6 separate regions of the Homo sapiens genome follow, and regions 1, 3, 4, 5 and 6 are each linked to region 2. A link is a loop called in an ENCODE intact Hi-C map of the cell type or tissue named here. Cell type or tissue: B cell. All regions are shown on one strand.

Region 1 (4,000 bases), 78 kb before region 2:
CTTGTGTAATTGCATTGGCTTGTACTCCCAGAAAAAAAACTACTTGACAGTGGACGTCCTCACCTTGGCACTGATTTTGATGTGTTTTTTCCCCCACAATTTATACATTTCCTCATTTGATCTATTAGTATAGCAATTAACAGACTTGGCAATATTGAACCATTGCTCTGTCTCAGGCATAAGTCACCTTTGTTGCAGTGTAGGTTAAAAACATGGGCTGGGAGCGGTGGCTCACACCTGTAATCCCAGCACTTTGGGAGGCCGGGTGGGCGGATCACCTAAGCTCAGGAGTTCGAGACCAGCCTGGCCAACATGGTGTAACCCCGTCTCTACTAAAAATACAAAAATCAGCTGGGCGTAGTGGTGGGGGCCTGTAATCCCAGCTACCTGGGAGGCTGAGGCAGGAGAATTGCTTGAACCTGGGAGGTGAAGGTTGCAGTGAGCCCAAATTGTGCCACTGCACTCCAGCCTGGGCGACAACAGCAAAACTCCATCTCAAAACCAAACCAAAACAAACATGTTACTTGGTTCTTTTTGTTTAAATTCCATCTGGGAGTTTTGTACCCTTCTCACAGGGTTAGGGATTTGCGGTTTTCCTATTGTGCCACCTTTGTCAGCTTTTGTTGTCAAATCAGCTCCCTATCATGAGTCCAATCACCCATTTTACAGATAGGGTAAACTGAAACCCAAAGAGGGAAAGTGACCCTTTCCGGTTTTTCCTGAGCCAGGGCTAGACCTCCAGTCCTCATATCTGTGGGATGACGGCAACATTGTTGTTAGAGGGGACTTCAAATCCCAGCTAAGCACTAGCTCACTGCATGATCACTTGGGCCTCAGTTTCCCTGTCTGTAGAATAAGCACTTTACATGGTGGGGGAGAGAGGGCTGAGGCACCTTTCTGTGCAGTTTCCGTTCAGGACGTCTCCAGGGTCTAAAGCTGAGTGTCGCATCCAGCGTGGGGGTGCCTCTATACACGTCCCCGCAGACCCCCCCCCCATATGTGTCCTCCAGGCCGACGCCCCCTTCCGGCAGGGGGCCGACTCACCCTCGTGCGCGCCGCGCCGGCCGCCGGCAGCCCCCGGAGGGTCCGGAGCGAGAGCGCGAGCGAGGGCTGGGCCGGGGTCGGGACCCCGAGCGGGGACGCGGCCGGGGCACTCTGCGCTGTGGGCTCATCTCGGCTTCCAGGACGTTACTGCCGGGAAGGGGGAAGGGGGCTGTCAGCCTCTGGACCCCTGTCCCCAGACATCGCCAGCCCTCATCCGCCAGAGCGTCCCTTTGCTGGGAACTCCATCCCCAGAGATCCCCATCTCCCAGGGTTTCCCGCTCCCCAGGATCCGGCATCCGTTCTCGACCCCCAGCCATTCCCGGGACGCCTCCCTAGAGACTCCCAGCTACATCCCCAGAAGCTCTGTCCCCCTACCACCAGCCTCTCCCTCGATACTCCCTTTTCCTTGCTCCCTTCTCTTCCGTTCCCCGTCCCTCTCGGGGCTCCCACCGACGCTGGATCCTGGGGACCTAAGTTTCTAGAATGCCCGCCCCAGCCTGGAATCCCAAGAGAGTCCACTCCCTTCTCCATCCTTAGGTTCCAATTCCAGGATCCCCCTATTAAATCAACAATGCCCCCCCCCCACCACAATTCCACGCCCAAAGTAATGATTGGCCGAAAGAATGCAGCCCTGCGCAAGCATTGGTCGCGCCCTCCCCGTCCATCCGACCCCGCCCTCGGGCCAGCCCCTCACTCACAGGCGTTCGCGCAGCGCCGCCTCCCGGGCCGCACAGGCTTCGCCCTCGGCCTCCGCCACGCCTGCGCGCCGCAGAGCCTCGTCCAGCCGCCGCGTAGACTCCGTGGCCGCCGCCTCCCAGCGCGCCAGGGCCTCTGGGGGCGCAGGGAGCCGGGTCAGGCTGGAGACTCCCGCGCCCACCCGCCCCACGCACGCCGGAATCCAAGTTGATAGTCTGCATGCCGTTTGCACGCTTTCCTTTATTTGAATTAAATTAGTGTGTACCATTGCATGGCTTCCACGTGCCATTTGCATAGCTTTTCATAGGTTTGCATTGCTTTCGTGAGTCGTTTACAAGGAGTTTGCATGTTTTGTGGCATTTGCCTTGTTTTTGTGACATTTGCATGGCCTCTGCATGTTGTTTGCATTCTTTTCATAAGTTTTTGCGTTTATATCCGTGTTATTTGCATTACGTTTGCAACTGTGCTTGTTTGGATAACTAGGATTCACCTAGGCTCCTCCCACTTCTATCCCTGCCCACTCCCTTACACCCCAACGCACCTGTCAGCGCCCCGTTCTCGGCCCCCATCTGGGTCCCCTGTGCCTTGGCTTCGTCCATCTCAATCTTCAGTGTCGTTAGTTGGGTCTGAAGCCGGCTCTGAGGAGTGGAGGGGAAGTGGGAGGGGGTGTAGGCAGAGGAGAGGAGGAGTGATTCGGCCTGGCCCTTTTGGGGACAGTGAGAAGCCACCTGCGACCCTGTGTCCTGAGCTTTGTGTGGAATGTCCTTTGGGGCCTTGTAGTTGTAAAATACAGAAGTGGCTTCTGAAGCCTGGGGCACCGAGTGGTGACAGCTGCCTGCCTGGAGGGAGATCTCTGCCCAGGTCCAACGCCACCAACCCTAAGCCACCAGAAAGTGGAGAGTGCTGAGCTCTGCGGTCAGATTCAAGTTCCACTTTCAGCTCCATCTGGGACTAGCTGATGGGATTTCAAACCAACAAAGTTAGCCGGGCGTCGTGGCTCACGCCTGTAATCTCAGCACTTTGGGAGACCGAGGCAGGCGGATCACTTGAGGCCAGGAGTTCGAGACTAGCCTGGCCAACATGGTGAAAACCCATCTCTACTTAAAAAAAAAAAAAAAATAGCAGTGTGTGGTGGTGGGCGCCTGTAATCCCAGCTCCTCAGGAGGCTGAGACAGGAGAATCGCTTGAACCTGGGAGGTGGAGGTTGCAGTGAGCTATTGTGCCACTGCACTCCAGCCTGGACAAAAGAGCATGACTCCGTCTCAGAACAAACAAACCCAGCAACAACAAAAACCAACACAGGGCAATTTGATGGTTGACAATGATTGAATTTTTGGGGTATGTGTCGGTTGCCTGTGTAGGACATTCTGCAAAACGACTGGTTCGGCTTCCTCAGTGCGTCTTACAGCAAGGGGGCAGAGCCAGAACCTGTACTTGGAGTAGGATCCTCTTAACCTCGACTGCCCCAGTCCCTTCTCTTGGTCCAGGGGGCAGAAAAGGGGTAGGGGTTTATTTGGATTTATTTATTTATTTTGAGATGGGGTCTTGCTCTGTCGCCCAGGCGGGAGTGCAGTGGTGGGATCTCAGCTCACTGCAACCTCCGCCTGGGATTACAAGCATGCGCCATCACACCTGGCTAATTTTTGTATTTTTAGTAGAGACGGGTTTTCACCACATTGGCCAGGCTGGTCTCGAACTCTTGACCTCAACTGATACACTCGCCCTGGCTTCCAAAAGTGCTAGGATTACAGGCGTGAGCCACTGCGCCCGGCCCCATTTTGATTTTTAATATTCAGATGCTGCACTACCTCGGCTGGGCTGGGAGGTTGGGGTGGAATGGGGGGTGTGCACAGAGGTATACAGTAGTCACTCCATAAATGGAAATGGCTGGGATTTTAAGGACAGTTCTTTTGGCAGGCTCAGGGCTGGAAAAGGTTAAGAAAAAGTCTGAAGGGTTAGTCAGAGGAAAAGGAGGACCCAGCAGGTACCTCCCCCAAGAGGCCAACTTTAGCCTCCTAATTACAGGTGACATGTATGTCCCTCTCTCAAAATAGGGCTGCTGGAAACTGGCTGGAGTGGGGCTGAGTTGGCACATGGAGGAGGGCCTCCAGTGGTCTGGCGTTTCTCCAGACACCATTTATCTGGCAAATAGCAAAGGACAGTGAGACTTTTTTTTTTTTTTTTTTTTTTTTTTTTTTCAGATGGAGTCTCGCTGTGTCACCCAGGCTGGAGTGCAGTGGCGCGGTCTCAGCTCACTGCA
Region 2 (4,000 bases):
TACCAAAAATACATAATTAGCTAGGCTTGGTGGCATGCGCCTGTAATCCCAGCTCCTGGGGAGGCTGAGGCAGGAATCGCGTGGACCCAGGAGGCGGAGGTTGCAGTGAGCCAAGATTGAGACATTGCACTCCAGCCTGTGTGACAGAGTAAGATTCCATCTCAAAACAAACAAACAAACTGGTAAGATGGAGGGGGAAAAGGGAGGATAGGAAAAAAGGAAGGGGGGAAGAGAGGAGGAGGGCAGGGAGGAGGAGAGAAAAGGGCAGAAAGGAGAGAAGGAGGGAGAAAGAGAGAAGGAGGAAGTGGGGTAAGAGAAGAGAGAATCAGAGCACAAGAAAGGTGGAGGGGAAGTTTAGAGAAGAAAAAGGAGGAGGAGGGGTAAGAAGAGAGGAAGGAGGAGGGAAAGGAGGAGAGGAGGGGAGGAGGGACAGGGAACACTCAGCTGACATTTATGAATGAATGAATCTCAATTCCAAGTAAGCATGACAGCTCCAGTCCTCAGTTTCTTTCTTCCTTCTTTCTTTGTTTCTTTCTTTTCTTTCTTTCTTTCTCTCTTCTATTTTTTTTTTTTTAAGACAGGGTCTTGCTTTGTCACCCAGGCTGGAGTATAGTGACGCGATCTCGGCTCACTGGATCCTCTGCCTTCCGGGTTCAAGTGATTCTGCTCCCTCAGCCTCCGGAGTAGCTGGGATTACAGGTGTGCTCCACCATGCCTGACTAATTTTTGTATTTTTAGTAGAGACGGGGTTTCGTCATGTTGGTCAGGCTGGTTTCGAACTTCTGGCCTCAAGTGATCCACCCAACTCGGCCTCCCAAAATGCTGGGATTACAGGCGTGAGTCACCACGCCCAGCCTGCCCTCAGTTTCTTTACCTGTCAAATGGGGTGATCACAGCGGTGCTACCTGGCTAGGTAAGAGTGCAACTGCAGTTACTGGTCATTGCTGACTCTTCCAGGCCCAGAAAGCAGCAGGCCAGTGGCTGGCTCTGGGCCTGTCCTCCGGATCTTCCTCGTGATCCCTCATTCCAGCCACCCTGCTGCCCGCAGGGACCAATGGCAGCGTAGGGGGTGAGTGCCTGCCCAGCCCTGTCCTCCAAATGCATTGGAATCAGGCCCGGGCCGCCTCCTAAGGAGAACGCTGGAAAGGTCGGCCAAGGAGAGCAGAAAACAAGCAGTGGTGGAGTCGGCAGTGGGGCAGAGGAGGGGGAGCTGGAAGGGAAGGACCCCAAAGCAGAAGCCCGCACAGTAGGCACAGCGCACCCAAGAAGGGTCCAGGAGTCTGCAGAAACAGAAAGGTCCCCGGCCTCAGCCTCCTAGTCCCTGCCTGCCTCCTGCCTGAGCTTCTGGGAGACTGAAGGCACGGCTTGCAGCTTCAGGTCAGCCAGAGAATGGGGTTGTGCGTGCCCCCAGGCCAGCGCTGGCAGCGCCTGGGGGAGCATCTAGGACCCCGGGGTGCAAGTAAAGGGCCTGTAGGTGCTTCTAGGAAGGATGGGGACCTGGCGTGTGGATTTTGTCCTCCCTGGGATCCTGGGGTGTGACGGTGAGACTTAACCGACAAGGCTTCGGGACATGGATTAAGAATTAGCTGTGTCCTTGAATCACACGTGTTAAGACCGCGGCGGTGTTTACAGTTAGAGACTTCTGAGGCCCCAATGGTGTGAGTTGAGCACTCCCCCGGGCCCTGGAACGTGTTTTTAAGACCGAAAGAGGCTTTGGGGCTTGGATTTAGGACAAGCTGGAGCAAGAATACAGCCCGCGCGGGCCGTGGGTGTGGACTGGGATATTTTTGGTCCCCCGGGGTAGAGATCCTGCACGCCAACTAGGGCTCGGGTCCTGATATCTTGCGAGCCACGCCCCAAGGCTGCAGGACACGTGTGTTTCCTAAAAGGAGAGGGGGTGGGGCAAGGCTTGGTTGTCATGGAGACAGCGGACGACCCTGGCGGGCCGTTCTAGCACCCATGTCTCTTTGGCCGTCGCCTCTCCGGTCCGGTTGCCTCTCTATGGTCGTGGCTTCTGGAAGACGGCCGGCCTCGGCTCTGCGGGCTGAGGGGCTTCGAAGTAGACAGGAGGGAAGAGGGGCGGGGCCTAGGTCCTAGGGGGGCCGGAGTGAAACCCAGGAGGTGGCGACCGAGCCAAAGCCTGAGGGCGGGGCCCGTGGCCAGGATAGAACCTGAGCCTGGGAACTTGGGCTAGGCCCGGAACTGGGGTGGGGCTTGAACGGATTGGGGAGGGCTCTAGTTTCGGGAGGGTGGGGCGTGTGCTTATTGCGGGGGGGTGGGGAGGCATATGTCTAACCTAGGGGGTGGGGCCTGGCTGAGAGGGGCGGGACTCGGGGAGAGGGCTTGTACCTGTGGGCTGGGCTAGAAGCATAACCTAAGGGCGGGGCCCAGTGAGTGGTGAAAAGGCCACGGGGTAGAGGCAGGACCAGGAGGAAAGGGGACAGGACGTGAAGGGTAATTCGGGGATCGAGGATAGAGGCTAGATGAAGGCATGTGGCGAGGCCTGACAGTGACCGACAAGGTGGACATGCTGGCTCTGGGGGCGGGGACTGTTGTAAGATTGGCAGGGAAGGATGGGCTCAAAAATATGGAATAGAGCGGACCCAGGGTCCGGGGGCGGAGCCTGGCCAGGACCTGGCCAATCCCAGGCCTGGGGCCCTGGTCTGGTTCCTAGTTAGCGGGCGGGTGTAAAAGCCTGGAAAGGGGCGATGCCTGGCCTGAGGAGTTGACCAATCCCAGGCCTGGGGGCGGAGTCTGACTCGGAGCGCGTTCCCGGACTCGCGGGGGGCGCAGAGCCGAGGCCTGGGGGCGCGGCTCGCTGTAGAGGCGGGGGCGGTCGTGGGGCGGAGCGGGTCGTGGGGCGGGGCTGGAGCGGCCCGCGGCCTCAGCTCTCTCTGCTTCCCCAGGATGCGGGCTCCGGGTGCGGGCGCGGCCTCGGTGGTCTCGCTGGCGCTGTTGTGGCTGCTGGGGCTGCCGTGGACCTGGAGCGCGGCAGCGGCGCTCGGCGTGTACGTGGGCAGCGGCGGCTGGCGCTTCCTGCGCATCGTCTGCAAGACCGCGAGGCGAGACCTCTTGTGAGTGTTGCCGGGATCCGTCCAGGGCTGGGGGCGGGGCTGAGGGCTCTGGGGGCGCACGGTGCAGGGCTGGGTTGCGGGGACGGCTTGGAGGGTCCGGAGAGCTGAGGGTGCTTTGTAGGTTGGGGGCGGGGCTGGGCCGAGGGCTGGGCGGGGGCGGGGCCTGAGAGGGTGACCAGTTGGGGGTCTCTGAGGGGGCTACAGGGGACACTTTAAGGATTTCTCGAGGAAGATGAGTAGCCTCTAAGGTGCTTCGGGCGTTGCAGGCTGCTTAGGAGATGATCTCAGGGGATTTGGGGGGCAATTTGGGGGTCTTTGGGCAACTGGTGGAAATTCCAGGGAGCTGGGGCTGACTGGAAATCCGTGGCGGTGTGGGGGTCTTTTTGGAGCCGTGATAACTGTGAGAGACTTCAGGGGGCTCTCCAGTAGGTCACCGGGGCTCACAGGGACGACCCAATAGATAGTCTCTGGGGGGTTGCCAAGACACTTTGGGTCTATCTAGGGCTTTCTCTGAGGGATGAGCGAGCTGCTCTATAAAGGACTTCCCGGGTTTCTGAAGGTGTGAGTTTCCTCGGGATCGTTTACAGCTGGGGCACTGTTTGAGATTTTGGGGTCTGTGTGGGACTTTGGGTTTGGGAGTTGTTCGGAGTGTGTCGGGAGGCTGCTGTGTATTCCAGGACTTGTTTGGGGGGTCTCTTCTGGAGACTGGGACACTGGATTCATGCTAGGGGGGCAGATTCTGGTGTCCTGTGCAAGGATCCTTGGAGGGTTTTTGCGGTGTCTCTGAGGGACTTGCTCAAACGAGCCGTTGGGGGTCCTTCTGGGATGAAACAGGCATTGCTGGGGGCTTCTATCAGAGCAGACCTCAGGAACAGCACCACGTGGGAGCAGGTGAGCGCCGGCTAGCGGGGCAGGGCTCAACACCT
Region 3 (4,000 bases), 58 kb after region 2:
CTAGGCACTGGACAAGACCGCGGGGGTCAGAGGGACATGGGGGCTTCGGGAGCTGCAGGGGGCTGAGTGGAGCCAGAGGGCTCTTGGAGCGATGAGGCTGGGCCCTCAGTGGTGCTTTCCCAAAGGGCAATGGGAGAGCTTCGGGAGGTCAGCACGGAGAGTTTTGGGGTGCTAAAGATGGGGTTTGGGCCCAAGAAAAGGGACACCTTCGCTGGGTGACGTGGCTCACACCTGTAATCCCAGCACTTTGGGAGGCTGAGGCGAGAGGATCACCTGAGGTCAGGAGTTTGAGGCCAGCCTGGCCAACACAGGGAAACCCCATCTCTACTAAACAAAACAAAACAAAATTAGCCAGAAATCGCTTGAACCCAGGAGGCGAAGGTGGCAGTGAGCCAAGATCATGCCACTGCACTCCAGCCTGGGCAACAGAGTGAGACACCGTTTAAAAAAAAAAGAACACTTTAGGAGGTCAAGGAGGGTGGATCACGAGGTCAGGAGTTTGAGACAAGCCTGGCCAACATAATGAAACCCCGTCTCTACTGAAAATACAAAAAATTAGCCAGGTGTGGTGGCGGGCGCCTGTAATCCCAGCTACTCGGGAGGCTGAGGCTGGAGAATCACTTGAACCCGGGAGGTGGAGGTTGCAGTGAGCCAAGATAGTGCCATTGCACTCCAGTCTGGGCGACAGTGCGAGAGTCTGTCCCAAAGAAAAAAAAAAGGACACCTTTAAGAGACACTTAAAACGTGAAATATGCCAGGTGTGGTGGCTCATGCCTGTAATCCTAACATTTTGGGAGGCCGAGGTGGGCGGATCACTTGAGTCCAGAAGTTTGAGACCAGCCTGGGCAACATAGGAAGACCCCCCGTGTCTACAAAAAATACAAAAATTAGCCAGGCATGGTGGTGGCGTGTGCCTGTGGGCCCAGCTACTCTGGAGGCTGAAGTGAGAGGGTCACTTGAGCACAGGAGTTCCAGGCTGCAGTGAGCCATGATCGTGCCACTGCACTCCAGCCTGAGCAACAGAGCAAGACCCTGTCTCTAAAAAAAAAAAAAGGAAAAAGAAATGGAGTCCAGGTGATGGACTGGTGGGAGGGACAGTGTTGGGGGCCTGAAGAAGGAATCAAGGATGAAGCTTCAGTGCCCCCAAGTCTCTCTGCTCACCCCTGCCAGGCCACCCATCCTCTAAGACCTTGGCATCTGCCCCCCTGCCCCAGCACTGACCTCAGGGACAGTCTGGGAGTGCCTGTCCAGCTCTGTCTCCCCAGCCTGGGGACTCCTAGGAGCTGGGCCAGGGCTGTATCCTCTCTGGGGTCCAGCCTCACCGGGCACAGGGTAGGCACAGTGCTGGTGGGGGGGTGTGGCACCAGGAACTAGATGCCGCATCCCTGCCCATCCCCCTGTTCCAGCCCCCATACACAACGACTGCTGGCCGGTCCTGCCAGATGTCTGCCCTGCCACCCTCCTCCAAGACGAGCTATGATTTTCTTTCTCCCACACCCCACAACCTAACCCCGGGGCTGTCCCCGCAGCCTCTACAGAAACCACTGGCTCTGGGCAACACGGGCCCCAGGGGAGTGGGGAGGACGCAGGTGCAGCGTGGGGTGGGGCAGGGGCGGGGCCTCTGAACCCACTGTGACCAAGCCTCTCACCCGCCATCCAGGTGCCCCTGAGCCGAGGAACGCAGGCGGTGGTCGTGGGGAAGGGAAGAGGAGCCCCGGGAGACGACAGCAGCATGGGTGGGCGGCCTTCGAGCCCTCTGGACAAGCAGCAGCGGCAGCACCTAAGGGGTGAGCAGCCGGGGAGGGGACAGGGTGGGAGTCCAGGTGGGTGGGGGCTCCAGCCATTGGGTCCACATGCTCCATGCAGCAGATGGGGTTCGGTTCAGACCTAGGGCTGTCAAAACACACAGGATGCCTTCTTAATGTAAATTTCACGCAGTGAATCTTTTTTTATTGTTGAGACAGGATCTTGTCTGTTGCCCAAGCTGGAGTGCCGTGGTATGATCGTGGCTCACTGCAACCTTGGCCTCCTGGGCTCAAGCAATTCTCCCGCCTTAACCTCCCAAGTAGCTGGGACCACATGCATGTACCACCATGCCCAACTAATTATTTCATTGGTTGTTTTTTTTTTTAATAGAGACAGGGTGTCCCTATGTTGGCCAGTTTGCTTTTGAACTTGTGGGCTCAAGCGATCCTCCCGCCTCAGCCCGAATAGCTGGGACCACAGGCGTGCACCACCACACCTGGCTAATTTTTTATTTGTTTTCGTAGCGACAGGGTCTCACTATGTTGCCCAGGCTGGTCTTGAACTCCTGAGCTCAAGCGATCCTCCCACATCAACCTCCCAAAGTGCTGGGATTACAGGCGGGAGCCACTGTGTCCAGCCTGCATCTTATTTTTAGTATAAGTGTATCCCAGATTTTGCATAGTGCACACTTATGCTGAAAACCAATTACCCCTTTATGGTTTTTTTTTTGTTTGTTTTGTTTTGTTTTGTTTTTTGAGATGGAGTCTCCCTCTGTTGCCCAGGCTAGAGTGCAGTGGCGCAATCTTGGCTCACTGCAACCTCCGCCTCCAGGATTCAAGCTATTCTCCTGCTTCAGCCTCCCGAGTAGCTGGGATTACAAGCATGTGCCACCATGCCTGACTAATTTTTGTATTTTTAGTAGAGATGGGGTTTCACCATTTTGGCCAGGTTGGTCTCGAACTCCTGATCTCAGGTGATCTGCTCACCTCAGCCTCCCAAAGTGCTGGGATTACAGGTGTGAGCCACTGTGCCCAGAAGACTGTGTCTTCTATTTTTATTTGGTAAATCTAGTGACCTGATTTAGGGCAGGGGTTCAGGTGGGAGGCATAGGGCCAAGTGGAGGGTGTCCCAGACCCAGCCAGGCCCTGAGGGATGTCTTCCTGAGCGGGCAGGGACCAGCAGGCCCCTCGGTAGGACCCTGGGGATGGAGGCTCAGTTCCCAATTTGAGACTAAGAGGGGCCAGTGCCAGATTCAGTGCCATTCGGGTCCCTCTGTCCTCATATGTGGGGTGAGCAACTGTGCTGGGCGCTGGGGACATTGTGGGGTTGGTATTGGCCTTACCCTCACAGGCTCATGGTCTAAACACCTTCCCTCTGGTGGCTCTGCTATGTGGGGCTTCTGTGCCCAAGGTGACCTCATGGCACAGAACGGCTGCTGGAGCTCCAGCCATTGGGTCTACATTCCATGCAGCAGCATGGAAGAGTGTTTTTTTGGTTTTTGGGTCAAGTCATGACCCAAAATTGCATGGTGAGAATGATGGGAGAGAGCTCACATGTTCCTTGAGGGTAGGGAAGAGCAGAGGTGGATGACTGCCCACTGAGGAGACAATGATCAAGCCAGGGCTGGAGGGATGTGATGGTGTTGGAAGGAAGGAGATACCAGAAGAGCATTTTGGACAGGAGAAACAGCATGTGCTAAGGCCAGTGATGTATCTTGCAAACAAACAATTCACGTTCACACCCTGGTCATTCCCTCATTTGCTGTGTGCCCTTTGGTGAGTGACTTCACCTCCCTGGGCTTCATTCTCTTATATGTAAAATGGGGATAGCAACAACGCCTAGCTCATGGGGCTGGGGGGGCATTGTAAGGATTCAAAGAGTTACTCTATGTAGCACTGGGATTTTTTTCCCCCAGATAGTGGCTTAAACAAGATAAGGATTTTTTTTTTTTCTCCTCAAACTGAGAGGTGTGGAAGCAGGCAGGCTAGTAAAAGTTAGACACCTAAAGTCCTTTCATCTCATGGCTCTGCCATGTGTGGATTCCTGTGCCCAAGGTAGCCTCATGGCACAGAATGGCTGCTGGAGCTCCAGCCATTGGGTCCACATTCCGGGCAGCAGAATGGAACTATGTTTTATTTACAGTCAAGTGTACAAGCCTTAGGGCAACAGCTCAAAGAGCTAGTCACCCATCACCCATATGACTACTTCCCAGATAGATCAGGATACAGCACACCTCCATCACTCACAGAAAGTT
Region 4 (4,000 bases), 69 kb after region 2:
ATTACAGGCATGAGCCACCGCGGCTGGTCCCCAAATAAATTAACCAAAGCTGAATTCACTTATTTTGTCTTGTCAATAATTCTAGGTCATCGGTATCACTGTTAACCCCATTTGGGCAGGAAAATCACAGCTCATAGAGCTGTGTGCCCTAGTCATAGAGCTAGAAAGTAGCTTGGCCAGGCTGGGCACAATGGCTCACACCTGTAATCCTAGTACTTTGGGAGGCTGAGGCAGGCAGATCGCTTGAGCTCAGGAGTTCAAGACCAGCCTGGGTAACATAGTGAGACCCTGTCCCTTTTGTTAAAAAAAGAAAGAAAATGAAAGTGGTTTGGTCAGGTTGGAACCCGGGTCTGACTGACTCCAAAACCCCACATAAAGCCGGACGACTCAGATAACATCCCAGCTTGAATGGATTGGTGGTGGCTGCCAGGAGGACTGTATTAAGGATGCTAAGGCTGGAAAACAGTTCTGGGATGGATTGGTGATGTCTGCCTTGGGCATGCAGTGGAAGAAGGTGACCCTGCCTCCCCCAAAACTGTGCCCCACCCAGTGCTGTTGGAATAAGGATGGTGGCAAGTATCGTGGTATGACTCATATTTATCGAGCAACTGCCCATGCCAGGGACTGCTGTATGCATTTCAGGGGTATTTTCTCCTAGTGAATGAACGTCTAGAAGATGCGACCTCCTGTTTGTTTTCAGGAGACCATACTCAGGAAGAGCCTGACTCCCTCTTGGAAGTGCCTGTGAGCTTCCCGCTGTTCCTGCAGCACCCCTTCCGCCGGCACCTCTGCTTCTCTGCAGCCACCAGGGAGGCACAGCATGCCTGGAGGCTGGCCCTGCAGGGTGGCATCCGGCTTCAGGGCATAGGTGGGTCTCAGGACGGGTCAGACATTTGTGGGGCTAATGGTCTGGGGTCAGATGGCTCAGCCTCTGTTGGCTCGGGACCTCTCCAGGCCTCACTTTCTTTACCCAGAAAATGGGTTTTTAGGCCAGGTGTGGTGGTTCATGCCTGTAATTCTAGCATTTTGGGAGGCCGAGGCAGGCAGATCACCCAATGTCAGGAGTTCGAGACCAGCCTGGACAACATGGCGAAATCCTGTCTCTACTAAAAATACAAAAATTAGCTGGGCATGGTGGAAGGCACCTGTAATCCCAGCCACTCGGGAGGCTGAGGCAGGAGAATCACTTGAACCCGGGAGGTGGAGGTTGCAGTGAGCCAAGATCGCGGCACTGCACTCCAGCCTGGGCAACAAGAGCAAAACTCCATCACACACACACACACACACGAGAAGAAAATGGGTTGTTGGGGGAGCCAGAAGGGACACCAGGCAGTTGTGAGTGACTAGGGCTGTAACAGAGACACACAGGGTGCTATGGGAGCTCAGCCTGAGGGATGGGGGTTAGAGCAGGCTTCCCAGATGAGGGGAAGCTGGGGTCTGTAAAAGATGAAGGACTAGCCGCTGGGCGCGGTGGCTCACACCTGTAATCCCAGCACTTTGGGAGGCCGAGGCGGGAGGATCACGAGGTCAGGAGATTGAGACCATCCTCGCTAACACGGTGAAACCCCATCTCTACTAAAAATACAAAAAATTAGCCGAGCGTGGTGGCAGGCGCCTGTAGTCCCAGCTACTCGGGAGGCTGAGGCAGGAGAATGGCATGAACCCAGGAGGTGGAGCTTGCAGTAAGCCGAGATGGTGCCACTGCACTCCAGCCTGGGCAACAGAGTGAGACTCTGTCTTAAAAAAAAAAAAAAAAAAAGATGAGGGGCCAGCCAGATGAAGAAGGGGAATAGGTCAGGCACAGTGGCGTGGTGGCATGAGCTTGTGGTCTCAGCTACTCAGGAGGCTTAGGTGGGAGGATCACTTGAGCCCAGGACTTGGAGGCTGCAGTAAGCAATGATCATGCTACCGCACTTCAGCCTGAGCAACAGAGAGACCCCCTGAGAAAGAGAGAGAAAAGAAAAGAAAAGAGGAGAGAAGAGAACAGAAGAAAGAAAAGAAGGAAAAAGAAAGGAAAGAAAAAGAAAAGAAAGGAGAAAGAAAGAAGAAAGAAAGCAAGAAAGAAAGAAAGAGAAAGAAAGAAAGAGAGGGAGGGAGGGAAAGGAAGGAAGAAAGGGAGGAAGGGAAAGAGAGAAAGAAAAAAGTAGGGGAGCAGCAGGACTGACACACACAGTTGGGCAGGTTGTTGACTGCACAAACGATGCAACTAGAGGAACAGCTAGTGGCTGCAGTATGTATGGCCTGAACTGCTGGTCACGGGGCTGTGGCTGCCAGTAGAGGGTTCCTTCTAAGTTGAATAAACATGATGGTCTTGGGGGACTGTGTTCCCTGTGGAGGGCATTGCCTATGCAAAGTTCCAGAGATGGGTGAGACTTGGGTGTTGGGGACCTGGCCAGGCGGAGGGCTTCCTCCCCGGGCCATCGGGAGCCAGGCAGGGGAGCTACCAGCAGGCACTGAGGAGCAGCCCCTCTCAGTCCTGCAGCGAAGCCAGGCCCCTGCTGCCCGGGCCTTCCTGGACGCCGTCCGACTCTACCGGCAGCACCAAGGCCACTTTGGCGACGACGACGTGACCCTAGGCTCAGACGCCGAGGTTAGTGCCCCGCGAGGCCGCACCCGGGACCCCCAGGACCCTCCCGGCCGACCGCGGCGCCCATGGCCCCCTCTCCTGCAGGTGCTGACCGCGGTGCTGATGCGGGAGCAACTTCCCGCGCTGCGAGCCCAGACCCTTCCTGGCCTGCGGGGGGCAGGCCGCGCCCGCGCCTGGGCCTGGACCGAGGTATGCACGGCGTCCGGATCCGGGATAGGGGGCGGGATGCGGGCGTTCGGGTTCCCCTCCCACGACTGTCGCCTAAACCCTCTCCCGATCTCTCTGACCCCCATCCCCGCCCCGTGTCTCGGCTTTGTCCCCCCTCGACCGGTCTGGGCAGCTTCTAGACGCCGTTCACGCAGCTGTCCTGGCCGGGGCCTCCGCCGGGCTCTGCGCCTTCCAGCCCGAAAAGGACGAGCTGCTTGCGTCGCTGGAGAAGACGATCCGCCCGGACGTGGACCAGCTGCTGCGGCAGCGGGCGCGTGTGGCGGGGCGGCTGAGGAGTGAGGCCCTGGGGCGGAGCCTGGGCTGGGAGGGGCGAGGCGATGCTGGGGAAAAAGGGGCGTGACCTAAGCGAAGAATGGGCTTGAAGTTATGTAAAATGGGGGCGTGGTCAGAGAGGGGCGGGGCCAAGCATAGGATGTGCAAGGGAACGGGTGGGGAAGGGGCGGGGCCAAAGCGAGGCGGTGGGCGTGGTCTTGTGGTCGAGGCACTGGGGGCGGGGCCTAGAGTCTGTCCGGAGGAAACCAGGTCCTAAGGGGGCTGCTTGGATACAAAAAGGGCGGGGCCTCAGCGGGGGATAGGCGTGGCCTTGAGGCTGAGGCTCGAGGAGTTGAGGCCCAGAGCCGGGCCAATGCGGGTGGGCGGGCCTGGGAAGTAGAACAGCGGAGGAGGGGCGGGGGTAAAGGCTGATACATGGGCAGCGGTGGGCCAAGGTGGCCCCTACAAAGACCCAGGTGGGAATCCTGACTGGGCCCGCCCCTCCGAGGCTCAGTTTTCTCATCATTACAATGGGTAGAAGAGGGCGCTCAGCGTCCCTGCTCGCGTCCCCCTCGCGAGGGCCCCTGCACATCCCCATCTGTGAGGCACCTTGCGGAGGGGACTCCAGACCAGTGTCTTCCACTCCCAGCGGATATCAGGGGACCGCTCGAGTCGTGCCTGCGCCGGGAGGTGGACCCGCAGCTGCCCCGGGTCGTGCAGACCCTGCTGCGCACCGTGGAAGCCTCGCTCGAGGCGGTGCGGACCCTCCTGGCTCAAGGCATGGACCGACTGTCCCACCGCCTGCGCCAGAGCCCCTCAGGCACGCGGCTGCGCAGGGAGGTGAGCTCCCGTGGGTAGGGGTTCAGTGAGCCAGAGGGTGATGTGTTAACTTGAGTCTTTCCTGTGGAGAATCTTCACTGAATTTGTTCTAGG
Region 5 (4,000 bases), 140 kb after region 2:
CCAGCAGAAAAAGGCGTGCCATACACACATGTGGAAAAGCAGATCCCAGAGCAAGTGTAGTCCACGCTGAACTTTCCCCTAAGGTCCTATGTGCACCAGGTAACTCCAGCCAGGTCACTGTAACTTTGCTCATTGGAGAAAGAGCTTCCAGCTGGCAAGAGGGCCATCTGAGGTATCCTGTGGCTTGGGTGTTTGAATCAATGAATAGGCTCTTGGAGACTAAGCTCTCACTGTGTCACTGTGTTTGTGTTTCTCTCTCTCTCATTCTCTTTCTCTCATTCTCTTTCTCCCCCCTAGAGTTTCTGGTCTCCTTCTGTTCTTTCCTATTTGGAAAATTCTGGAAAAGGAAGAAGGGATGGAGAAACCTGGGACCAGGGGATCCCAAATTCTCTTTTGTGGTGGGAGGCCCTCATGGCATCCCCCATGGAGATCCCAGGAGAAAGGGCTGAGGGCAAAGGTCCTGCTTGGCAGCCGGAGAAGGAAAGGCGAAGTAGGGGTCTTGGCCTGGAATTCCCACCCCTTGGAGGAGGCCGAGGGGGAATTAGCAGCAATAGGGAGCTGTGTCAGGTCATCCCGATCTCAGCCCACCCTTCCATGGGGCACACAGGCCTAAGGGAGGGGCACAGAGGGTATGGCACCTGGAACCTTGGCCAAGTCTCAAGCAGCTCTTTAAGCCTCAGTTTTGCCATCTGTCAAATGGGTGTGTTGAACTCTATGATATGAGGACTGGGTTTGTTGGGGGAGAGGGAGAGGCAAACTCCCAAAGGGAAGTAGGGGCAGCGTGGGGAACCAGAGCCGTCCCCTCGGCCCCCAGGGTTTGGGCGCCCAAGGGCGCATGTGCTTTTGAAATCCCATCCTCCCCCCTCCCCCCATTTATTTTTTGCACAAATATCTAAAGGGACTCCGGTATTCCGGGGCCCTCCAACCAGCATCCTGGTCCCTCCAGTCCCCAGGCCACCTAGAGGGGCGCTCCAGAGAGCCCTACCCCTTGCCCAGGGCCCCCCCTCGAGGGAGCTGAGATTTCCATACTTGGCAATTGGTCTGGGGTCCCAGGGGTCTGGGTCCCATCTTATGGCTTTTCCAGGGGACATGAGGTGGTGCCTCCCGGTACCAGAGCCCCGGGATGTGGCCTCCTCCATAGGGACGAGGTTTCCCCCATCCCAGCTCAAAATGCCCCCTAGGTGCTGGGGGCGTGGCCTCAAGTTGGGGATGTGGCTCCTTCCTTCGTCGCGCCCTTGGGCGTGGCCTCCCGAGAGGGCGGGGCATCCTCCATTCCTAATTCCCCAAAAGGGAAAGCTGAGTCAAGGGCGTAGGCGCAGCCCACCCTTGGCGTGGAGCCCCCCGAGCCCCGCCCCTGGGGAGGTCCCACCAAGGCGCAAGCCCCGTCCCTCCCCGCCCAGCGCCCTCCGCGCAGGCGCAGTGCCGCTCGGCCGACCGCCCGCGCTAAGGCGCAGGCGCGGCACCGCCCTCCTCGGCGGAGCGCGTGTCCGACTTGAGCTTCACGAACTCCTTGGCCACCTCGTCGTTGCTGCGCTGCGAGAGGATTCGCAGCACCGTGAGGCCCGTGTCGTCCATGTGGATGCGGCGGCCGAGCGGCAGCCAGCAGGCGGCGCTCCCGCGCTGGGCCAGCTCACGCAGCTGCAGCACGGCCAGCCCCACCGTGCGGTCCTCGCGCGCGAAGCAGTAGTCCTTGACGCACACCTGCAGCTCATAGCACTCGGGACCCGCGTCGGCGCTCAGCGTGCTGCGTGGGGAGGGGCGGAACGTGAGACAGGCCACACCTACTGTGATGCCCCGCCCACGGCCCCGTCCCCACCGCATTTGCGGGCCACGCCCACACCGGGGTGCCCACACCTGTCACCTCCCACGCTACGCTAGCCCCGCCCCTGCCCCGTTACTTGACCTACAACCCTGTGCTTGGCCGCGCCCACAGCAGCTGACCCCGAGCTGGGCCACGCCCACGCCTGTTCTTCCCATTTTTCCACCCACCGAAAAATGACCGCATAGTTTTACATCCAGCTCCCGCCCCTCAGACACCGCCCTGCAAGGCCATGCTCCCACCCTGAGATACCCGCGCCTGTGCCCTCTGCCGGCTGAACTGCTGCCCGCACGGCCCTGCCCCTAATGTCCCACCCAGAAGCTCTTTAACCAGGCTCTCCTCTAGACCCACGACGTGGCCCTTTCCCCAGCCCCCCACACCCCCAGCCCACCCCTCTTACTTCCAAGATGCCCTCCAGACATGAGCCTGCCCTGGTGCCTCACCATGGGTGACACCGCCTCCCGCATGCCCCTCACCTGTGCTCCTGCCCCTAAGCAGTCCCAGTGACCTGCCCTGACGCCAGCTGGATAAGAGCCCCTCCTACAGGGTCACGCCCAGCTTCTCCCTCTTGTCCACCTCCCAGGTTGTACCTCTATCCCTGAAGTACTCCGGCCCACCCTGGCTGACATCTGACCTCCCACTAGACCATGCTTCTCCTCCTGAGTATCCCCTAAAGGGGCCAATCGCCCCAAAACCTTCTGACCAAGAGCCCTGTGCTGACACGACATGGAACTGGCTTCAATCTTGTCCCATAAGAGCTCCCAGGCCCCCTAGATAATACCAGCTAACCAGCTCTGATTTACCCTTACCCCTGTGCATTTTTATTTATTTTTATTTATTTTTATTTTTTGAGTGGGCATCTCCCTCTGTCACCCAGGCTGGAGTGCAGTGGCACAATCGCGGCTCACTGCAACCTCTGTCTCCCGGGTTCAAACGATTCTTCTGCCTCAGCCTCCCTAGTAGCTGGGATTACAGGCATGCACCACCACACCGGGCTGATTTTTTGTGTTTTTAGTACAGATGGGGGTGGCGGGGGGGGGGGTCTCACCATGTTGGCCACGCTGGTCTCGAACTCCTAACCTCAGGTGATCCACTGCCTTGGCCTCCCAAAGTGTTGGAATTACAAGCGTCAGCCACCGCGCCTGGCCCATAGTTTTTTGTTTTTTTAAAGACAGGGTCTCGCTATGTCGGTCACCCAGGCTGGAGTGCAGTGGCACAATCATAGCTCATTGCAGCCTTAAACTCCTGAGCTCAAGCGATCTTCCTGCCCCAGCCTCCCAGGTAGCTGGGACTACTTTCTTCTGCACTTCTGTCTCCTAAGAACATCCAACAACATTGCCCTGCCCCAGTGCTCTGTGAGGCTGACACTCGACCCAAGGATCTACCCCGGATGACCCCAACTCTACCCTTGCTAACCACCACCATCCATCTACCCCCGTGAACAGACTTTTTTTTTTTTTTTTTTTTTGAGGCAGAGTCTTGCTCTGTCGCCCAGGCTGGAGTGCCGTGGTACAATCATGGCTCACTGCAACCTGTGCCTCCTGGGTTCAAGCGATTCTCGTACCCCTCACCCTCTGGAGTAGCTGGGATTACAAGCGCCTGCCACCACACCCGGCTAATTTCTGTATTTTTTATTTTTTTGAGTCTCACTCTGTAGCCCAGGCTGGACTGCAGTAGCGCCATCTTGGGTCATTGCAGCCTCCACCTCCTGGGTTCAAGCGATTCTCCTGTCTCAGCCTCCCGCGTAGCTGGGATTACAGGCGCCCACCACAACACACAGCTAATATTTTTTGTATATACTATATTATATACAATATATAATATATGAAATATATAATATATATACTTTTATATATAATATAATATATACTATATATAATTTTATTTATACTATATAATATATACTATATATAATTTTATATATAATATAAATATATATTATATATGTATATAAATATATATATATTTATATATAATATATAAAAATATATTTATATGATATATATTTATTATATATTATATAATATAATATAAATACATATTTTATATATAATTATATAATATAAATACATATTTTATATATAATTATATAATATATATTTCTTTTAGACGGAGTCTTGCTCTGTTGCCCAGGCTGGAGTGCAGTGGTGCGATCTCGGCTCACTGCAAGCTCTGCCTCCC
Region 6 (4,000 bases), 200 kb before region 2:
CCCCTCCCCTGGTCACGTGACTTGTTATTGTGTTGTTTCCTTCTCGGGGACAGCGGCTTCCTGCAGCCCTAGCGGGGCACACATACCTGACTCCCAAGGTTTCAGCCCCTCCTCTTCTCAGCCTCCAAACTCATGGCCCTTCTAGCTCTGACTCTTGGATTTTATTTCTCAAGAGCTAGAATGGGCCGAGCACCATGGCTCACACCTGTAATCCCAGCACTCTGGGAAGCTGAGGAAGACAGATCGCTTGAGTCCAAGAGTTTAAGACAAGCCTGGGCAACATGGCGAGACCCCCGTCTTTACAAAAAATATAAAAATTAGCCAGGAGTAGTGGCGTACGCTTGTAGTCCCAGCTACTCAGGAGGCTGAGGTGGGAGGATTGCTTAACACCTGGAAGTTGAGGCTGCAGTGAGCCGTGGTCACGTCACTGCACTCCATTCTGGGTAATAAGGCAAGACCCTGTCTCAAAAAGAAAGAAAAAAAAAGAGCTAGAATGTTCCCGTGAGCTGATGGTTTTTATTTGGCTCCCCTGTGAACTTTTCTTCTCTGCCTGTCTCTTCATTGTGGGCTGACAGTTCTCTTTTTTTTGAGATGGAGTCTTGCTCTGTCGCCTAGGCTAGAGTGCAGTGGCGCAACCTTGGCTCATTGCAACCTCCACCTCCTGGGTTCAAGAAATTCTCCTGCCTCAGCCTCCCGAGTAGCTGGGATTACAAGTGCCCACCACAATGCCCAGCTAATTTTTGTATTTTTAGTAGAGACAGGGTTTCACCATGCTGACCAGGCTGGTCTCGAACTCCTGACCTCAAGTGATCTGCCAGCCTCGGCCTCCCAAAGTGCTGGGATTACAGGCGTGAGCCACCGCACCCGGCTAGGGATGGGTTTTTCCCATGTTGGCGAGGCTGGTCTTAAACTCCTGACCTCAGGTGATCCACTCACCTCAGCCTCCCAAAGTGTTGGGATTACAGGCATGAGCCACCGACCCCACCAGCCCCAGAAACATTTAAGAGCCACTTGAAGCCTCAGTTTATTTATTTATTTTATTTTATTAGATGGAATCTTGTTCTGCCACGCAGGCTGGAGTGCAGTGGTGCGATCTCGGCTCACTGCAACCTCCACCTCCTGGGTTCAAGCAATTCTTCTGCCTCAGCCTTCTGAGTAGCTGTGATTATAGGTGCGCGCCACCACACCCAGCTAATTTTTTGTATTTTTAGTAGAGACGGGGTTTCACCATATTGGCCAGGCTGATCTCTAACTCCTGACCTCGTGATCCACCCACCTCAGCCTCCCAAAATGCTGGGATTATAGGTGTGAGCCACTGCCCCCAACTCCTCAGTTGTTTTTTTTTTTTTGAGGGTCAAAGAAGCCGGCCACATTGGCCAGGCTCTAATTCGAGAATAGCCGGAGGGGCTGTGTAAGGTGAGCTTTGAAGCATAAAGAACTTGCCAGAAAAGCAACAGGAGGAACAGCATTCCAGGCAGAAGGAACTTCCTGGGCAAAGGCTTAGAGCCTTCAAAGAGCCGCTCTAGGTGACACAGCGAGACTCCATCTCAAAAAAACAAAAACAAAAACGAAAAAAAAAAACACAACAAAAACCCAGCTCTACTAAAAATACTATATATATCTCAGCCGGGCCTGGTGGTGCATGCCTGTAATCCCAGCTACTTGGGAGGCTGAGGCAGGAGAATTGCTCGATCCCTGGAGGTGGAGGTTGCAGTGAGCCGAGATTGAGCCACTGCACTCCAGCCTGGGCGACAGAGCAAGACTCTTGTCTCAAAAAAATAAAAATAAATAAATAAATACTTCTGGGGCTAAGGGGGAAGTGTGCACTAAGAAGACAACGGCAGCCTGGGCGACAGAGTGAGACTCCATCTAAAAAATAAAAATAAAAAAAAAAGGAAGGAAGCCTAGGGTAGTCTGATGCGGTGGTCCTCGCCTGTAGTCCCAGCTACTTGAGCGATCGCTTGGCTGTAGTGACTAGCCATGATCGCGTGACTGCAGTCTAGTTTGGGCGACAGAGCGATACCCTGTCTCTAAAAATAAGAAAAAAAAAAGCCATGAAAAAAGAGGTAGGCTTGAAATAGGCCCGACTTAGCTTCGCTCCACCTACAGTGACCCAATAAGACCAGAGTAAGTATTTTTTGATTCATGCAAATATATGTAAAATAAGGAACAAGAATTAAGTAATTGGGAAGGGCCCTGGATGCTCAGGCCACACCCACATGGGAATACCTGCCCCACATGGAGGCTCAGGCCAGCTCCACCAATCACCAATCAGCTCCTCCTCTTTCCCTAAATCGGCCTTCTCCGTCCCTCTTAGCCTATCACATTGCAAGCTCCACCTCTATTCCACGTTTCAGCCTATCACGGTAGAAGCACTGACTATTGTAGTCTGATTCGGCCAAAAACAAAAATTCACTAATTTTTTTAATCCAATCACATTTCATACTTTGCTCCAGTGTAGCCAATCACATTCCAGGTCCCGCCGCACCCAGCTCCAGGCAGCTCTCACTCCAAACCCCACCCCCAACCCAGTTTCAGCCTATCAGTTTCCAAGTTCTTTCTAGCCTCAACCAGTTTCTGTCTCTGCTTGTTCTGCAGCCCGCTGAACTACATTTCCCAGGAGGCGTCGGGGCTGCGCCGTACAACTTCCGGCTGTAAAGATGGCGGCTTCCTAGTGAGTCGGCGGCTGATTTAGAAGGAGGTTCAGGCTACGGTGAGCCGAAGGTGGGTGGTGAAAGCGTGTGGGGCCCGTTCCTAGGGGCCCAGCTCCCTTTGCCCCAAGAGATCCAGCTCCTCGCCTTTCCTGGGGCTTCCGCCTTTATTTCTGGTTTCTCCTGCAGTGTAGCCTCCATCCTTCTTGCTGCCGCTAAAGCCTTGTTTTTCTTAGAGGTGTGGGGACTGCAAGGCGCTCAAAGACCATCTTGGGAAGCCCGTGCCTATTTCCCAGATAGACAAACTGCTCCATTCGCGTCCTGTTTCTCTCCAAGGGGAACCACAGTACTAATATTTTGCTTCTCCCTCATGCAGACACCCGCTAGGGACGAGGGTGTCCTAGAGGTTATTATTCCCTTATTCACCAAGACATTTTCAGTTTTAGGTAACAGAAAACCCTACTCAATCTGGCTTAAGGAAGAAAAGGAAGTTGGTGGCTTATAGATTGGGTCTAACAGGAGCTGGGTCCAGGTGGTCAGAATTCGATCTGCAGTTTTCTCGGTGGAGACCATTTCGCTTTTTACCGAGGCAAAAGGGGCCCCTCACAGCTCTCAACTTTATTCTACCAGCTCTGCAACTCTAATGAGAGTCTCTTTTCCTTGATGACACTGCTAGAAGTTGCAGAGCTGCCACTCAATGGCCTGATTTGGGTCATGTGCCCATCCCTGAGCCATTTTCAGTGGCCAGAGAGCTGGGATGTGCTCACTGGCCGAGTAGGGGCATGGGGCTAGCACTACGTTAAAAAAAAAAAGAGGAAAAAAGAGGGGGGACTGTTATCTTATGTCGGAGTGGCTGCTCGGCTGAGAGGTGTAAAAGGCAGCCATTCTGCAGCTGAGGAAAGTGACTCCCTAAGAGGAGTGACTCATCATCAGTAAGCGGCTCATCGCCCCTCTTCCTTCTTAGTAACCAATCTTTTTTTTTTTTTTTTTTTTGAGACGGAGTTTCGCTCTTTTTGCCCAGGATGGAGTGCAGTGGCGGGATCTCGGCTCACCGCAGCCTCCCCTCCCGGGTTCAAGCGATTCTCCTGCCTCAGCCTCCCGAGTAGCTGGGATTATCCGCATGCGCCACCACGCCCGGCTAATTTTGTATTTTTAGTTGAGACGGGGTTTCTCCATGTTGGTCAGGCTGGTCTCGAACTTCCAACCTCAGGTGATCCACCTGCCTCGGCCTCCCAAAGTGCTGGGATTACAGGCATGAGCCACCGTGCCCGACCGTAACCAAATGTTTTTAAAACTCCAAGGGGAGGATTCTGGCTTCCCCTGTCCGTGTTCCATCTAGCCACACAGGA

Evidence for each region. Peaks named below come from ENCODE experiments on the same cell type or tissue, not always from the same donor. Only the 100,000 strongest peaks of a DNase experiment are listed, where the experiment ranks them.
Region 1: a loop joins it to region 2, with 10 times the contacts of the local background. A loop is called at or near these places in 63 of 110 quality-filtered maps.
Region 3: it touches region 2 in a loop (12-fold over the local background); 34 of 110 quality-filtered maps call a loop at or near these places.
Region 4: a loop joins it to region 2, with 14 times the contacts of the local background. A loop is called at or near these places in 4 of 110 quality-filtered maps.
Region 5: a loop joins it to region 2, with 20 times the contacts of the local background. A loop is called at or near these places in 3 of 110 quality-filtered maps.
Region 6: it touches region 2 in a loop (11-fold over the local background); 6 of 110 quality-filtered maps call a loop at or near these places.

Annotation. Positions count from the first base shown.
Region 1 is chr19:17,389,469-17,393,468 of GRCh38, forward strand. It overlaps CCDC194 (coiled-coil domain containing 194), which reads right to left. Exons shown (of 4, transcript NM_001395222.1): 2 at 2,282-2,378; 3 at 1,743-1,875; 4 at 1-1,191. The coding sequence ends at 1,041. Among named protein-coding and RNA genes, the nearest start is that of CCDC194, 2.7 kb to the right of the region's middle. RefSeq lists silencers at 1,612-1,851, 1,862-2,051. In B cell, CTCF peaks have their summits at 1,767 and 1,968; a DNase peak (open chromatin) is centred at 1,733; H3K4me3 peaks cover 1,579 bases; H3K27me3 peaks cover 1,885 bases.
Region 2 is chr19:17,467,634-17,471,633 of GRCh38, forward strand. SLC27A1 (solute carrier family 27 member 1) reads left to right here and starts at 2,891. Exons shown (of 12, transcript NM_198580.3): 1 at 2,891-3,074. The coding sequence starts at 2,908. RefSeq lists enhancers at 1,956-2,085, 3,507-4,000 and a silencer at 2,836-2,965. In B cell, no CTCF peak of the experiment used is centred here; DNase peaks (open chromatin) are centred at 2,498, 2,778, 3,458 and 3,578; H3K4me3 peaks cover 2,092 bases; H3K27ac peaks cover 775 bases.
Region 3 is chr19:17,525,609-17,529,608 of GRCh38, forward strand. NIBAN3 (niban apoptosis regulator 3) reads left to right here and starts at 1,659. Exons shown (of 15, transcript NM_001321827.2): 1 at 1,659-1,787. The coding sequence starts at 1,733. RefSeq lists a silencer at 1,511-1,620. In B cell, no CTCF peak of the experiment used is centred here; a DNase peak (open chromatin) is centred at 1,573; H3K4me3 peaks cover 3,299 bases; H3K27ac peaks cover 3,658 bases.
Region 4 is chr19:17,536,676-17,540,675 of GRCh38, forward strand. It overlaps NIBAN3 (niban apoptosis regulator 3), which reads left to right. Exons shown (of 15, transcript NM_001321827.2): 5 at 701-868; 6 at 2,475-2,590; 7 at 2,672-2,776; 8 at 2,928-3,090; 9 at 3,717-3,907. Among named protein-coding and RNA genes, the nearest start is that of NIBAN3, 11 kb to the left of the region's middle. RefSeq lists silencers at 2,612-2,701, 3,112-3,431. In B cell, CTCF peaks have their summits at 1,961 and 2,183; DNase peaks (open chromatin) are centred at 2,436 and 3,186; H3K4me3 peaks cover 966 bases; H3K27ac peaks cover 1,807 bases.
Region 5 is chr19:17,604,611-17,608,610 of GRCh38, forward strand. UNC13A (unc-13 homolog A) reads right to left here. Exons shown (of 44, transcript NM_001080421.3): 44 at 1-1,744. The coding sequence ends at 1,444. Among named protein-coding and RNA genes, the nearest start is that of COLGALT1, 51 kb to the left of the region's middle. RefSeq lists enhancers at 307-1,211, 1,212-2,116 and silencers at 1,201-1,460, 1,831-2,050. In B cell, CTCF peaks have their summits at 1,600 (motif pointing right) and 1,809; a DNase peak (open chromatin) is centred at 1,721; H3K4me3 peaks cover 1,225 bases; H3K27ac peaks cover 492 bases; H3K27me3 peaks cover 372 bases.
Region 6 is chr19:17,264,804-17,268,803 of GRCh38, forward strand. It overlaps BABAM1 (BRISC and BRCA1 A complex member 1), which reads left to right and starts at 2,640. Exons shown (of 9, transcript NM_014173.4): 1 at 2,640-2,724; 2 at 3,991-4,000. RefSeq lists enhancers at 1,690-2,149, 2,410-2,909, 2,417-3,128. In B cell, no CTCF peak of the experiment used is centred here; a DNase peak (open chromatin) is centred at 2,438; H3K4me3 peaks cover 1,855 bases; H3K27ac peaks cover 1,903 bases.